2 separate regions of the Homo sapiens genome follow, and region 2 is linked to region 1. A link is a loop called in an ENCODE intact Hi-C map of the cell type or tissue named here. Cell type or tissue: endothelial cell of umbilical vein. All regions are shown on one strand.

Evidence for each region. Peaks named below come from ENCODE experiments on the same cell type or tissue, not always from the same donor. Only the 100,000 strongest peaks of a DNase experiment are listed, where the experiment ranks them.
Region 2: it touches region 1 in a loop (15-fold over the local background); 8 of 110 quality-filtered maps call a loop at or near these places.

The regions. Positions count from the first base shown.
Region 1 is chr15:24,768,703-24,776,702 of GRCh38, forward strand. No RefSeq gene overlaps it. Among named protein-coding and RNA genes, the nearest start is that of SNHG14, 51 kb to the right of the region's middle. RefSeq lists enhancers at 3,569-4,465, 4,317-4,486, 4,380-4,674, 4,466-5,361. In endothelial cell of umbilical vein, no CTCF peak of the experiment used is centred here; a DNase peak (open chromatin) is centred at 4,439; H3K4me3 peaks cover 1,132 bases; H3K27ac peaks cover 859 bases.
Region 2 is chr15:24,842,820-24,850,819 of GRCh38, forward strand. All of the region lies in intron 2 of SNHG14 (small nucleolar RNA host gene 14), which reads left to right. It also overlaps a transcript of SNRPN not described here. Among named protein-coding and RNA genes, the nearest start is that of SNHG14, 23 kb to the left of the region's middle. In endothelial cell of umbilical vein, a CTCF peak has its summit at 4,412; a DNase peak (open chromatin) is centred at 5,512; H3K4me3 peaks cover 819 bases.

The DNA of each region.
Region 1 (8,000 bases):
AGGCAGCTTCTAAGGCCTCTCAGCATGTCAAAGCACAAGTCTTTGGGGTATCACTCTCTAAGCCCTAGCAAAATACACTGATTTGTGTATGAAAAATGGAGCTTACAGCTCAGACAGAAAATCTATCCTTAATAACGGAATTTTCAACTTGATGTGGCTTACCACATGTACAGTATGAAAATATGTCATTTACGGCTCATGCCTGTAATCCCAGCACTTTGGGAGGCCGAGGCGGGTGGATCACCAGGTCAGGAGATGGAGACCATCCTGGCTAACACGGTGAAACCCCATCTCTACTGAAAATACAAAAACTTAGCCGAGCATGGTGGCGGACGCCTGTAGTCCCAGCTACTTGGGAGGCTGAGGCAGGAGAATGGCATGAACCTGGGAGGCTGAGCTTGCAGAGAGCCAAGACGACGCCACTGCACTCCAGCCTGGGTGACAGAGCTAGACCCTGTCAACAACAACAACAACAAAAAAGAAAATATGTCATTTATATTCAAAGCATCAAATAAATTTTTTTTTATTTCTTTTTATATGTGGACATATGAATTTAGGCTTGCCAGAATATAATTATTAATTCTAGCAAATGTGCATTGTCATATTTTGCCCAAATGTTTAATCAAATAAATGAGTTTAAAATTATCTCATTTCCAAAGAAGCAAAATTCAGCTTATTATTCTAGATGTTTTACTTATGAGTTTACTATTTACCCCGTTACTGTTATTTCTGGCCTTCCTGTGGCAGTATTGCCATCCACTGAAACTGTCCCCATAAGAGGAGCATTCGTAGGTTTTTAGGAATACTAAAAATACAAGTCACTCCCCATCTGTTATCTGTTGTTTCTTCCCCCAAAATTTGTGTGATCCCTGCAATGGATGCTTACATTCATTCTTTTTATTTGCAAATCACTGACTCTTAAAATGAAAACTATTAAATTGTAGAACCACTCAGCAAGATGTACAAATTAAAATTATATTATAATAGGGAACCTAAGCTCAGTGTACGTTATTAATGCAGAGGAAAAGTATTTAAGAACAACTTGAGTGGTAGGGGGTCAGTTTCTAAAGTGAGATGATGAACAAACTGTGTTGACCTGGAGGTTCCTTCTCAACTCGAGATGTCACATTCACTAGAAGGGGCAGGAACAAACCCCAGGTTGGTCAGAACTGTCTCTCCCTATCTCAGGAGATTGCATTCTGGGCTGATTCTACAGTTATTCTTGAGAATTGCAAGTGAGAAAGGGGGAGAATCCATCTGATTTACCCTCTGATAACCAGAGAACTGCATTACATTTTAACCTCAAAAAGTTACATTGTTCCCCATTGTAGTAATCCTCCTCCCACTCATAGCCTTGGCAATTATTGATCATCTTGATCTCAATAGATTTGCCTTTTCTAGAATGTCATATAAATGAAATCATTCTGTATGTAATAATTTAGGTATGTTTTTTCTCAGTTAGAATAACACTTTTGAGATTTATCATATTGTTTCATGTATCTGTAGTTTTTCTTTTATGTTGACTTGTACTCTTTCGTATTCTTTCTTGAATGAAAATACCACAATTTGCTCATTATTTTTATGGATATAAAATGTTATCAATATGGATAACTTCATGGATATAAACAGTCTAAATGGTCATTGTGATTTCAATTCACATCAATGAGCATAGTTTGTACTTATTTGCCATTCATATCTATTGATTAATGGTTACCATTTTATTTTATAATGTTTATTAATTTATTCTTAAATTTAATCTTATATGTATAATTCTCTATACAAGATTGATCACAGTTATACACTGAAAATAATATTTCATGCTGAGCCTCTGGCATCTCTTGCCATTTTCTTAAGTGACATTCAAAAACAACAATTATAATAATTTTTAATTGAATACATTACTTTTTCTGCTTTATAATATTTATTTCCTGTATACAAATTATTTCTTAACCTAAAATCACAAAGATTAACCTCTATGTTTTCGTGTGTGTGTGTGTGTGTGTGTGTGTGTGTGGTTGAGACAAGGTCTCACTCTGTCATCCAGGCTGTAGTCTAGTGGCACTATCTTGGCTTACTGCAACTTCCACCTTCCAGGCTCAAGTGATCCTCCTACCTCAGACTCTCAAGTAGCTGAGACTACAGCCACCACCATGCCTGGCTAATTTTTTTGTGTTTTCATACAGCCAAGATTTCATCATGTTGTCCAGGCTGCTCCCAAACTCCTGGGCTCAAGTTATCCACCCCATTGGGCCTCCCAAGTGCTAGGATTACAGGCATGACCCATTGCGCCTGGCTGTTTTTTAGAAATTGTCTACCTTAAGGTTTTACATTTTAATCTATGATAAATTTTGAATAATTTTTAATATATACTACAAAATAAGGGTGAACATTTTGGTTTTTATTTTTGGTATATGAATATTCAGTTGTTCAAGAATCATTTGTTGCAAACTCTGTCCTTTCGCCATTAAATTTCTTTGGAACATGAGTCAAAAATCTACCAACCACATAAGTGTAGGTCTATTTCTGGGTGCTAAGCTGTTTCATTTATCTAAATATATATCCCTACACCAAAGCACACTATCTGTACTAATACTGCATTATATTAAATTTTGAAATAGGTAAAGTGAGTACCCTAACATTGTTCCTCCTTTTCTTAATGTGTTTGGCTATTCTACTTTGACTTTCTAATACAAATTTTAGAATCTATTTGTCAATTTCTACAAAAAAAAATAATGGGATGTTGATTGAGGATTTAGTGAATGCATAGATTAAAATGTAAGAATCGCTCTCTTAATATTGACCTTCCAATTCATGAAATTAGTGTATCGCTGTATTTATTTAGATCTTTTAAAACTAATCTCATCAGTGTTTCCTAATTCCCAGAGTACAATTTTTGCCAGATTTATCTCTAAGAATATCATTTTTATATTGCTGTAAATATATTTTAACTTCAATGCTCAATTTTTCATTATCGCTATAAGGGAAGACAGTTGATTTTCACCTATGCATTTTTGCAAACTAAGAAAATCTAGTGACAACCATGTGGTATATATATTGCTACATGTGAGGCATGGACAAATGAACAACAAACATACATTTCTCCTATATCTGAGACATCAGTCAAGCTGATATTCGAACATATAGGCAATAAAAATCAGATTAGAGAGGCTGCATAGTTATGTGGAAATCCACAAAATGCATGTGCATACAACACTAATTTAAATGGTCACTGCAGGTATCCTGCAGGAAGTAATTTAAGATTGAAAACATGAATAAGTAGCTGAAAAACGATGCAAATTTAAGCTGGGAAAGACAAAAGAATGATTAGTATTCATGTAGAAACCATGACATGTATACAAGTCAAAATATTTGAGGCATCACAAGAATAGCAATTTCAGAACACATGAAGGAAGTTACAAATCTATGTCAGGGCTAGATTTTTAAGAAATTATGTGGGGTTGAGGCTCAGCCCCTGCATTGGCAAAGAAAAAGTTATGGGTGATGAAAATAGACAACCTAAAGTCCTGGAAAAGAGTCCACACAAAATTTTAGTATTTTCAAGGTAGAAGCTTCTCTTGACTCAGTTGGACCTCCCTGTGAAAAATACGAAATCAGAAAAGGAACTTTCCACCTAGAAAACGAATTTCAGTACCAAGCATAGGTTGCTTTCACGCCTAAACCCCTCCTTACTTGAATTGCAGAAGTACCTGCTATACTGTAGTTTTTGGGCATGAGGGACCCCTGTGCTCACAGCGCCATCTAGCATCAACAGAAAGGGGGGCTGATGGCAATAGAAAGGGGGGCTGATGGCAGCCTTAATAAATTCAGGAGAGGAAAAAAAAAAACACAAAACAAAACAGATGGCGGCCCAGCATCCAGGAACTGCTGTGTTCATTTGAGTAGGATTTTTCTTATATTCGTTTAAAAACTGAAACATAATTCATAATTGCTGCAGGGGTTAGGGGTGAAATGCAATTGGTAACCATTCCCAGTAAAGACTCAGGGAATCCTGGCCCAAGACCACATTTCCTGTCATTTAACGCAAGGGTTAAAAGGTCGAAGTGAATCCCATTACGCTAACTGATTTCATTTACAAACATGGATGTATAGGAGTGTGTTACTATGCACGGAATCATACTTCGGATGTGAGTGTAAAACGAGTTCAGCTGATTTTGCACTGTCACATTAAACCCGGAACCATGTGTTTCCATATACATCACGCTCCTCTTTGGTAGCACTACAGTTCATAAGATGAATGTAATTTCTTAGATTACAGCCTTAACGGGTTATTACTCTTTCAATGTTTTCTAATGTGATATAGATGTCGGACGTATTCGCTCAAGTATACGTGGCGGGGCCGGGGTCCCGACCGTCTGTCGGAGCGAGCTGTGCCGCAAAGCCCAGCTACTCCGATCTCACAGGGATGGTGGCAGGAAATGCGCCATTGTTCGGCGCAGCGAAACAGCCCGCAGTGCGCTGTAGGAAGGTCACATGACAGAGGGGGAAGACGGTGGCCGGCAGCAGCCGATCCACTGCGCGCCTGCGCGGCTCCGGTGGCGTGAATGTCGCTGGTCTCCCGTCACCGTTTCCGTTTCCGGGCGAGTCTGTTCGGCTTATGGCGTCTGCTAGGAGTCTCCTATCCGGCGTTTGTGCCGCAGAAAACCTTTAACCTGCGTTTTACCCGTAAACATTTTCCTTTTTAGGCTTCCTATCATTGTTTTGGTTCTTGCTCCTGTATTAACTTTGTTTTTGGTTTTTTCTTTTTTTTTTTTTTTCAAGACGGAGTCTCGCTCTGTCGCCCAGGCTGGAGTGCAGTGGTGCGATCTCGGCTCACTGCAAGCTCCGCCTCCCGCGTTCACGCTATTCTCCTACCTCAGCCTCCCGAGTAACTGGGACTACAGGCGCCCGACATCACGCCCGGCTAATTTTTTTAATTTTAATAGAGATGGAGTTTCACCATGTTAGCCAGGATGGTCTCGATCTGCTGACCTCGTGATCCGCTCGCCTCGGCCTCCCAAAGTGCTGGGATTACAGGCGTGAGCCACCGCGCTCGGCCGTATTAACTTTGTTTTAACCTAAGTTTTGTTTCTTTTTCCCATAAAAATACCTTAGTGTTTATGCAACACTGTCTTTTCATAAACGTTGCACAGACCATGATTTTATACCCTTTCTTTTAAATATTAATTTTCATTTCTCTTTTTTCTGCATTCGTCTGAAAAATTGAATTATTTTTCAATAATTTTGAAATTACTGTCATTTTTTAAGGGATACTTCTTTAATCATGTTTGTATTTTCCCTAAGATTCTCGATTGACTCTCTTTTATCTTTTCCAACTAAGCACCTGTTTTACGAGAGGTATTGTGGGGGCTTCAAGGTCAAACTTTCCCCCAATGCCTCTATATCCATTATAAAATACCATTTTTTATTTTAACAAAAAGTTGTACAAGGTTGAAAGAAGTTTCTCAGCTATATGCTTTTCTCTGTATCCTGACTTCCCTTACTTCATCACTCTATCCATCACTTTACAACTGATAATTCAATCCCAAAATTCTTTTACTAATCGGCTTATTAAATTTGTGCCTTCCATTTGAAGAACCGGGGGTTACCCAAGGCCTGATTTTTCCTAGGACACTGGGAGAACACAAGATCTGGTTCCCAGTGCCAGAGAGATGATCACCTAGGAAGAAACAAGTCATAGGTCAGACAAGAGCCACAAGGGCGTCTGCCGTTCTAAACACATTTCCTGTTAGACAGACACTTGGTTATGGGTCAGACAGTTATGGCTTAGGGCATTGGCCACGTAAAAGAAGTATCCCATGAACGGCACACTGTAAACACCCATTTCCAGCTCCCTTTCATCTCCCATTACGGCAGAGTTGATCGCCATTCTGGTACCAGGACCTGGATATAGTTGTAAGTTCCTAGAACCGGAGGTCAGAATTGGCCTTGTACAGTACCTGTAGGAGTCTAAATGAGGGCTACCTACTGGAAGTCAATGAAACAAAGATTTAAGGTGGATCTAAATGGAAATACATATATCTCAAACTGCTATACACATAATAGTCTGATTTTGTACATATGAACTTGAAAGTAAAAGTAATTCATAAATGAATTCGCAATATTTTGAAACTAATTCTGATCTGAATTGGATTTTGAATCAGAAGTCATGGATGTCTTCCACCGTCTGTGCCATGAAGAGAGATGGCAATGAGGCATTCCTTAGTAAATGAGGCTGCACTACTCTGTGATTTCAACCTGTCCTGCTGACACCTTTGTGCATGTTTTGCTGCAGGTGACATTACAGAAGGAAATAGCAGAAGGTTTCAAAACAAGTTCATCCATGTGCAGACAATGAAAACTATGCCATGGCTGCAAGAAGGCTAACAGAATTGTAACATTTGACAGAAAATAATACAAAAAAGTGAAATATGATAAGTAAGAAGGATATGGAAATATTTATTAAGGGAGCCATATTAGTAGAGCTACATCTTACAGAACAAGAACATCTTCCTTGATCAAAGGGGCAAAACTTTCCAGGAGAGAAAAGGAGCATATGAGGTAGAAATAGCGTGATCCATAAGAGGGTCTCTACAATGGCTTGAGAATGGGGAGACAAGAAGAGTCAGGGAGACAGCAGGGTTTACACCTGTTCTGAGAACAGAAAGGAGCAAAAAAAAAATGTTCATTTTCAAGTTCAAATCCTCTTCAGATTGAAAGATAGAGTTAATTGGGGAAAAGACAAGAATATAGTAAAGAGTTTGAGAGATTCATTCATATGTAAAATTCAATATTAAAATAATCTGTGTTGCTTTTTGGCCACTGCATGTGTTGGGCTCACAGGGGAAAATATTTTTAAAATTTATGTCCTCTGATTTCAGTCCAGTGGGAATTCAGAAAACTTAACAAAATCCAAACTGTAAGTGGAAGCGTGCCCCTGGGAACTGAGAGGACAGGCATGAGACCTGTAATGGGATGGACAAGGAAGGCCTCTAGGATGAGGAACATTGGAGGAGATTCTGAAGATTGAGGAACGGTTTTTGACCAAGCAGAGGAGGGGAATTAGAAGAGGAAAAAGACTGTCCATGGCACAGGCCAGGGCATGAGAAAGGGGCAGTGGATTTCAAGGAATTCTGGGAGCTACTGTTTGTAAATTATAGGAGTAAAAAGGGAAGAGCACTGTGGGACTGGGTGTTAATCCAGTGTAGATGTTTCTCCATGTACATACACTTGTTCACACAGCTGAGCCTAGTCTACATGTCTCCTTATGTTCTTTGGTATTCTCCTACAAGCCTCATGATTGTTTTTGGTGTCTCAGAGCATAACATGCGTTACAATTCCAGAAAAATATGCAAGGTCTGGGAGGAAGAAATTTGTATTATTTCACTCAAGTAACATCCCATTACCTTTGTAATAGTCTGTGTTTCAAGTACATCCCATATCCTGTCCACTGTCAGGCGTGGCAGATTATACTACAGGGTTTTGTAAAACAACAGGTAGGGTTCATTGAGCACCATCTTATGGTCTACCTGTCACATCGGGTCTTTTCCAATCTGCAGTAGTTTCTCAGTCTATTTTGCATGACTTTGACCCTTTTGAAAAGAACTGATCAGGAATTTTGTGGGGTGTCCCACAATATGGATTTGTCTCATGTCTTCTCATGATTAGACTGGGGACATGCATAAATTAAACATGTCTAAATTTGATGACAAGAAAAACTGTACAATATACTATTAAGTAAGGTAAGGCTAGGCACAGTGGTTCATGCCTGTAATCCCAATCCTTTGGCAGGCTGAGGCAGGAGAATTGCTTAAGCCCAGGAGTTCAAGATCAGGCTGGGCAACATGGTGAGACCCCCATCTCTACAATAAATTTTAAAAATTAGCCAGGGTTTGTGGCACTTGCCTGTAGTCCCAGCTACCCAGGAGGCTGAGGCAGGAGGATTGCTTGAGCCTAGGAAGTCAAGGCTGTGGTGAACCGTCTTCATGCCATTGCAATACAGC
Region 2 (8,000 bases), 74 kb after region 1:
CACCTGGAGGACTGTTTTGCATTTTCACCCCAAAAGTTCCTTGTAGTAGTCTTCCCACCATATTTAGTTTTGGAAATTATTGATATCTATCTCCATAACTTTGCCTTTTACAGAATGTCATATAAATGAAATCATTCTGTATGTAATCTTTCAGTAACACTTTCGAGATATGTCATGTTTACTGTATCAATGGTTTGTTTCTTTTTGAAACTGACCTGTGCTATATTCAATGAATGTACCACAATTTACTCAATTGTTTATGTTTTTTTTTAAGACAGAGTTTCGCTCCTGTTGCCCAGGTTGGAGTGCAATCCTGCAACCTCGGCTCACTGCAACCTCCACCTCCTGGGCTCAATGATTCTCCTGCCTCAGCCTCTGGAGTACTCATCATTTTTATTAATATAAAATGTTATAAATATGGATAACTTGATGGATATTTGTGTTGAGGTATTATATGGTTACTACAAGCATATGGTTTCATTCATCTTGGGAAAATAGATCTTAGCGCTGAGATGCTGGATCATATAACAAAAGTATGATTCAGAAGGCTGGTTGTGGTGGCTCATGCCTATAATCCCAACACTTTGGGAGGCCAAGATGGGAGGATCACTTGAGGCCAACAGTTCAAGAGCAGCTTCGCCAACATAGTGAAACCCCATCTCTACTAAAAATACAAAACTTGGCCGGGTGCAGTGGCTCATGCCTGTAATCCCAGCACTTTGGGAGGCTGAGGCAGGCGGATCACCTGAGATCAGGAGTTCAAGACCAGCCTGGCCAACATGGTGAAACCCCGTCTCTACTAAAAATACAAAAGAAAATTCTCCAGGTGTGGTGGTGCATGCCTATAATCCCAGCTACTCAGGAAGCTGAGACAGGAGAGTCACTTGAACCCACGAGGCAGAGGTTGCAGTGAGCCGAGATCATACCACTGCACTCCAGCCTGGATGACAGAGTGAGACTCCATCACAAACACACACACACACACACACACACACACAGAAAACTTAGCTAGGCGTGGTGGCACACGCCTGTAATCCCAGCTCCTCATGTGGCTAGGGCATGAGAATAGCTTGAACCTGGGAGGCAGAGGTTGCAGTGAGCTGAGATGGTGCCACTGCACTCCAGCCTGGGCGATAGAGCTGACTCTGTCTTGAAAAAAAAAAAAAACGTATGATTCACTTTACAAGAAACTGCCAAAATGTTTTCCAAAGTGGCTATCATTTTGCATCCTAACAGAAAATATGGGAATCCCCGTTACTCCACATCCTTACCAGCACTTGGTTTGGACTCTGTGTGTTTGTGTGTGTCTGTAGTGTGTGTGTGTGTGTGTGTTTGTGTGTGCGCATGAGTAAATATATGTGTATATATGTATATATATCGACTCTTAATAATTCCAGTAGGGACATAGTGGCACCTTACTGTGGTTTCAATAATTTACATCTTCCTGCTGATAATGGCATTGAATAAAACTCATTAACTTGTTCGTCATCCATATCTACTATTTGACTGTCACTCTTCTCATTTCAAAAAATGTTTATTGTTGTATTATTAAATTTAACTATGTATATGTATAATTTTGATATGACCTACATCTGTTAAGTACCGAAAATATTTTTTTCTGAGCCTGTGCCATCTCGTCTTTCTCTTAACAGTGTCTGTCAAAGAGCAGCATTTATTTTAATTTTGACTAAGAATAATTTGTCCTTTTTTGTTGTTTTTTTTTGAGACAGAGTCTGTCTCTGTCACCCAGGCTGGAGTGCAATGGCACAGTCTTGGCTCACTGCAACTTCCGCCTCCTGGGTTGAAGCGACTCTCCTGCCTCAGCCTCTTGAGTAGCTGGGATTACAGGCACCCTCTATCATGCCCGGCTAATTTTTGTACTTTTGTAGAGATGGGGTTTCACCATGTTGGCCAGGCTGGTCTTGAACTCCTGACCTCAGGTGATCCACCTGCCTCAGCTTCTCAAAGTGCTGGGATTACAGGCATGAGCCACTGTGCCCAGCCAATTTATCCATTTTTAAATTTTGTGCTTAATATTTATTCCCTACCATTATATATTGCTTAACACAAGGTCATAAAGATTACCTACAGTATTTTCCTTAGAAATTTTATGTGTTAAGGATTTACATTTATATCTGTGGTATTTTGAATTAATTTTATATCTAGTGCAAAAAAGGGTGAAGAGTTTTGTTTTGTATTTTGGCATATGAATGCTCTGTTGTTTTAGGAGCTTTTGCTACAAATACTCTCCTTTCTTCAATTCAAGAAAATTGAATTTCCGTGGCACATGAGTCAAAAACCTACCAACCATATATGTATATGCTATAATGCTCCAGTTATCTAAATATTTATCCTTATACATATCCATATATGAATATGCATATGCTATACATACATACATATATGTATTTGCTATACTGTTCCATTTATCTATTTATCCTTACACCAATACCACACTATCTTGACTAATACCACATTATATTAAACTTGAAATAATGGCCAGGTGCGGTGGCTCACGCCTGTAATCTGGCACTTTGGGAGGCCAAGGCAGGCAGATCACCTGAGGTCGGGAGTTCGAGACCAGCCTGACCAACATGGGGAAACCCCATCTCTACTAAAAATACAAAAATTAGCCGAGTGTGGTGGCACATGCCTGTAATCCCAGCTACTCGGGAGTCTGAGGCAGGAGAATCCCTTGAACCTGGCAGACGGAAGTTGCAGTGAGCCGAGATCATGCAGTTGCACTCCAGCCTGGGCGACAAGAGCAAAACTCCGTCTCAAAAAAAAAGAAAAGAAAAGAAAACGTGAAATAAGTAGTGAGTCCCCCAATATTGTCCCTTTTCTTCTAAATTGGTTTGGCTATACTAATTATTTAGTTTCTTACATAAATTTTGGAATCTACTTCTCAGTTTCTAAAAAAAATATAAAAAATCAGCTGAGGATTCTACTGAATGTATAGATAAATATGTAAGAATTGACCCTTGGTCAGGCGTGGTGGCTCAAGACTGTAATCCCAGCACTTTGGGAGGCTGAGGTGGGTGGATCACGACGTCAGGAGCTTGAGACCAGCCTGACCAAGGCATGGTGAAACCCTGTCTCTACTAAAAATACAAAAATTAGCCGAGCGTGGTGGCAAGCGCCTGTAATCCCAGCTACTCAGGAGGCTAAGGCAGGAGAATCTCTTGAACTTGGGAAGTGGAGGTTGCAGTAAGCCAAGATCGTGCCACTGCACTCCAGCTGGGGTGACAGAACGAGACTCCGTCTCAAAAAAAAAAAAAATTGATCCTTAATATTGAGCTTTCCAATCCATTAAATTGGTATATCTTTATATTTATTTAGATTTTTTTGAATATCAATCTGATCAGCATTTTCTAATTCCCAGAGCACACATTTTGCACACATTTTGTCAGGTTTATCTCGAAGTATATCACGTTTTTATGCTATTATAAAATACATTTTAACTTCTATAGTCAATTTTTCATTATCAGTATAAAGGAAGTCAACCGATTTTCACTCACTCATTTTTACAAACTAAGCAAATCTAGTGGCAGCCATGTGGTATATACATTGCTACTTGTGAGGGATGGATAAATGAAAAACATTTCTCCTTTATTTGAGGCATTTGTCAAGCAGAGATATGAACAAATAGGCAATGCAAATCAGAGGGGTTGTAGTAGGGAATGTGCATTATTCTGTGGAAATCCACAAAATGCATGGGCATACAAACCAAATTTAAATAGTCATAGAAGGAATCCTGCAGGAAGTAATTTATGATTGAATAAAGTAGCTGAAAACCATGCAAATTAGAATTAGACAAGACAAAAGAAGGATTAGTATTCAGGTAGAGACCAGGGTGTGTCTACAAGTCAACATTTTTGAGACATCACAGGGAGAGTAACAATTTCAGTACACTGAAGGAAGTTAGAAATCTATGTCAGGGCTAGATTTTTAAGAAATTTTGTTCTGTGTCAATAAGTTAGGATTTTTATAGTTTTCTAAGGTTCTATTCAGCTACTATGGGGTCGACTCAAGAATACAGCTGTTGTAATTGTTAAAATGGGAATTTGGGAGTCTTTTGAATTTGAAAGAAAAAACAAATGTGCGGGATTGAGGCTCAGACCCTGTACAGGCAAAGAAAAAGTTAAAAGTGAGGAAAATGAGAGACAACATAAACTCTGGGAAAAGTGTTCACAAAAAATTTTAGTATTTTCAGGGTAGAAGCTCCTCTTGATTGAGTCATACCTTCCTGCGAAAGATACAAAGTCAGAAAAGAAATCCTCTACCTAGAAAACGACATTTTGGCACCAAGCATAGGTTACTTTCATGCCTTAATTTCACCTTACCAGCATTTCAAAATACCTGCTACACTGTGGTTTGAGGAATGAGACTACTATGCTCACAGCGCCACCTAGCATCAACAGAAAGGGAGGCCCATGGCAAACTTAATAACAAGAGGCGGGAAAAAAAAGGTGAGGCCCAGGAACCGGAAACTTAATTTGAGCAGGATTTTTCTTATATTTATTTAAAAACTAAAATATTGGCCGGGCACTGTGGCTCATGCCTGTAATCCCAACACACTGGGAGGCCGAGGCGGGCAGATCACTTGAGGCCAGGAGTTCAAGACCAGCCTGGGTAACACGGTGAAACCCTGTCTCTACTAAAAATACAAAAATTAGTGGGCATGGTGGCGGGTGCCTGTAATCCCAACTACTGGGAGGCTGAGGCAGGAGAATTGCTTGAACCTAGGAGGTGGAGGTTGTAGTGAGCCGAGATCGCGCCACTGCACTCCAGCCTGGGTGATAGAGTGAGACTCTCCCTCAAAATAATAAAATAATATTGCTGCAGGGGTCAGTGGTGAAATGCAATCCATAACCATTCCCAGTAAACACTCAGCGAGTCCTGGCCCATGCCCACTTTTCCTGTCATTTAACGCAAGGGTTAAATATCAAAGTGAATCCCATTATGCTAATTGATTTACAAATACGGATGTATAGGAGTGTGATACCCTGAGCGCAATCATACTTCGGATATAACTGTAAAACGACTTCAGCTGACTTTGCAGTGTTGCAGTGTCACATTAAACCCTAAGTTGTTTGTGTTTCCCTACACATCACTCTCCAGGAGCATTATAGTTCAGAAGATTAGAGTAATTTCTTAGACTAAAGCCTTGATGGGTTATTATTACATAAAACGTTTTCCACTCTGATGGAGAAGTCAGGTGCATTCGCTCATGTCTCCGTGGCAGGGCCGGGACTCCTGGTCCCCCGCGATTCTGAGCGGTGCCTCACAGCCTAGGTCCTCCAACCTCACAGGGCGGCCCGCAGCAAATGCGCCACTGTCCGGTGCGGCCAACCAGCTCGTGGTGCGCTGTGGGAAGGTCACAGGACGGAGCTGGGGGGCGGGGGCGGCGGTGGGGGCGGGGGCGGCGGCGGGGGCGGGGGCGGGGGCGGGGGCAGATCCTATTTGCGCCTGCGCGGGACTGGAGGATTCGGTGTTGCCCTTTCCCCCTGCTATTTCCGTTTCCGCGCTTCAAGCGGATCTCTTCCGGTTATGGCGCCCGCTGGGAGTGTCTTATCAGCCGCTTATACCGCGGAAACTTTAACCTGCGTTTTCCCGTAAAATTTTCCTCTCTAGGTTTCGTATCATTGTCTTGTTTCTTACTCTTGTATTAACTTTGTTTTAACCTAAGGTTTCTCTTTCCCAAAAACTGTGGTGTTTCTTTACAACCTCTTTTTATAGTTATATAAACATTGCAAGAACCATGATTTTATATTCTTCCTTTTCAGTATTAATAACTTCAATGTCTTTTTTGGCATTTGTCTGAAAATTTGAAATATTTTTCAATTTACTGAACTGATTATCGTTTTGTAAATATCGGATACTACTTTAATCATTTGTGTATTGGCCTTAAGATTCTCTATTTTTAACTCTTCCACCAACATACCTTTAATCTGAGAGGTGTTGTAGGGGCTTCAAGATCAAACTTTCCCCACAGTCTCTATTTTCATTATAAAATACCGTGTTTTAAGAAAAAATGTACAAGGTTGAAAGAAGTTTCACTACTACGTGTTTTTTTTTTAATTTTTATTTTATTTTATTTTATTTTGAGACGGAGTCTCGCTCTGTCACCAGGCTGGAGTGCAGTGGTGCGGTCTCGGCTCACTGCAACCCCCGACTCCCTGGTTCAGGCAGTTCTGCCGCCGACTCCCTGGTTCAAGCAATTCTGCCTCAACCTCCCGGGTAGCTGGGATTACCGGCACATGCCACCACGCCCAGCTAATTTTTGTATTTTTAGTAGAGATGGGGTTTCACCATGTTGGCCAGGATGGTCTTGATTTCCTGACTTCGTGATCCACCCGCCTCAGCCTCCCAAAGTGCTGGGATTACAGGCGTGAGCCACCGCGCTCGGCCTCTACTATGTTTTAAAACAGTGGCTAGGTCATGCTTTTCTGTGTATCCTTACTTCCCTTATTCCATCACCTCATCCATCACTTTACAACTGATCATACAATTACAAAATTATTTTACTAATCAGATTAAATGTGTGCCTTCCATTTGAAGAAGAAAGGTCTACTAAAGGCTTAGTTTTCCCTAGGACACTGGGAGAATACAGGATCTGGTTTCCAGTGCCACAGTGGTGATCACACAGGAATAAACGGGACACAGGTCAGACAACAGCCAGAAAGTCATCTGCCAGTATATGTTTCCTGTGAGATGGACACCTGGTCCCAGGTCAGACACAGGTGTTAGAGTGTCAGCTAGGTAAAAGAAGTAACCTGAAAGAGACACGCTGTGAACAACTATGTCCACCTCCCCTTCATTTCCTAGTATTGGAGGGCTGCTAGCTGCTCTGTTACTAGGACCCAGATTTAGTTGGGGCCTCTCAGAACAGGTCAGAATTGACCTATGCACAGTACCTGTGGGAGTCTGGATGAGGGCCATCCACTGAAAGTTAGTGAATCAAAGATTTAAGATTGATCTAAATGCAAATAGATCTGTGTCAAACGACTATACGCATAATTGCCTTATTTTATACTTATTGAAAAAATCCTCGTAAAATTATAAAGGCATAAGATTTACTTGTTATGAAAATGAAGGCAATAATGAACGTAATTCATAAGTGAATTTGCAAATATCTTGAAATTCCAATTCTGATTTTTCCAAATTAGATTTTGATTCAGAGTCATCGATGTCTTCACACCACCCTCTGTGGCATGAACAGAGATGGTAATGAAGCATTTCTTAGAAAACAAGGCTGGACCACTGTCTGTGTGATTTCCACCTTTCTTGCTGACACCATTCTGCATGTTTTGATGTAAGTGATGTTACCAGAAGGAAACAGCAGAAGGTTGCAAAACAAGTGCAAACAATGAAAGCCATGTCATGGCTGCCAACAGGCTAATAGTGATTGTAACAACACTTGACAAAATAATTTTTAAAAATTATTCAAATATGATAACTAATAACGATACAGAATTATCAAGGGAGGTCCAATTTTTTTTTTTGTCTGAGACGGAGTCTCTCTTTGTTGTCCAGGCTGGAGTGCAGTGGCACGATCTCGGCTCTCTGCAACCTCCCTGACCCAGGTTCAAGCATTTCTCCTGCCTCAGCCTCCTGAGTAGCTGGGATTACAGGCGGCTGCCACCACACCCAGCTAATTTTTGCATTTTTAGTAGAGACGGGGTTTCACCATGTTTTTTGGCCAGGCTGGTCTCAAACTCTTGACCTCAGGTGATCCACCCGCCTTGGCCTCCCAATGTACTGGAATTACAGGCGTGAGCCACTGCACCCGGCCTAAGGGAGCTCTATTAATGGAGCTGAATCTATGAAACAAGAACATCTTCCTTCATCAAGGGAGCAAAACTGTCCAGAAAAAAAGTACAGATGAGGTAGAAGGAGCCTGGTCTATGTGTTCATCTTTGTGGTGGATTGAGAATAGGGAGGCTGGAGAAGAGGCTGAGGGGGAAGTCAGGGCTCACTCCTGTCCTAAAAGCAAAAGG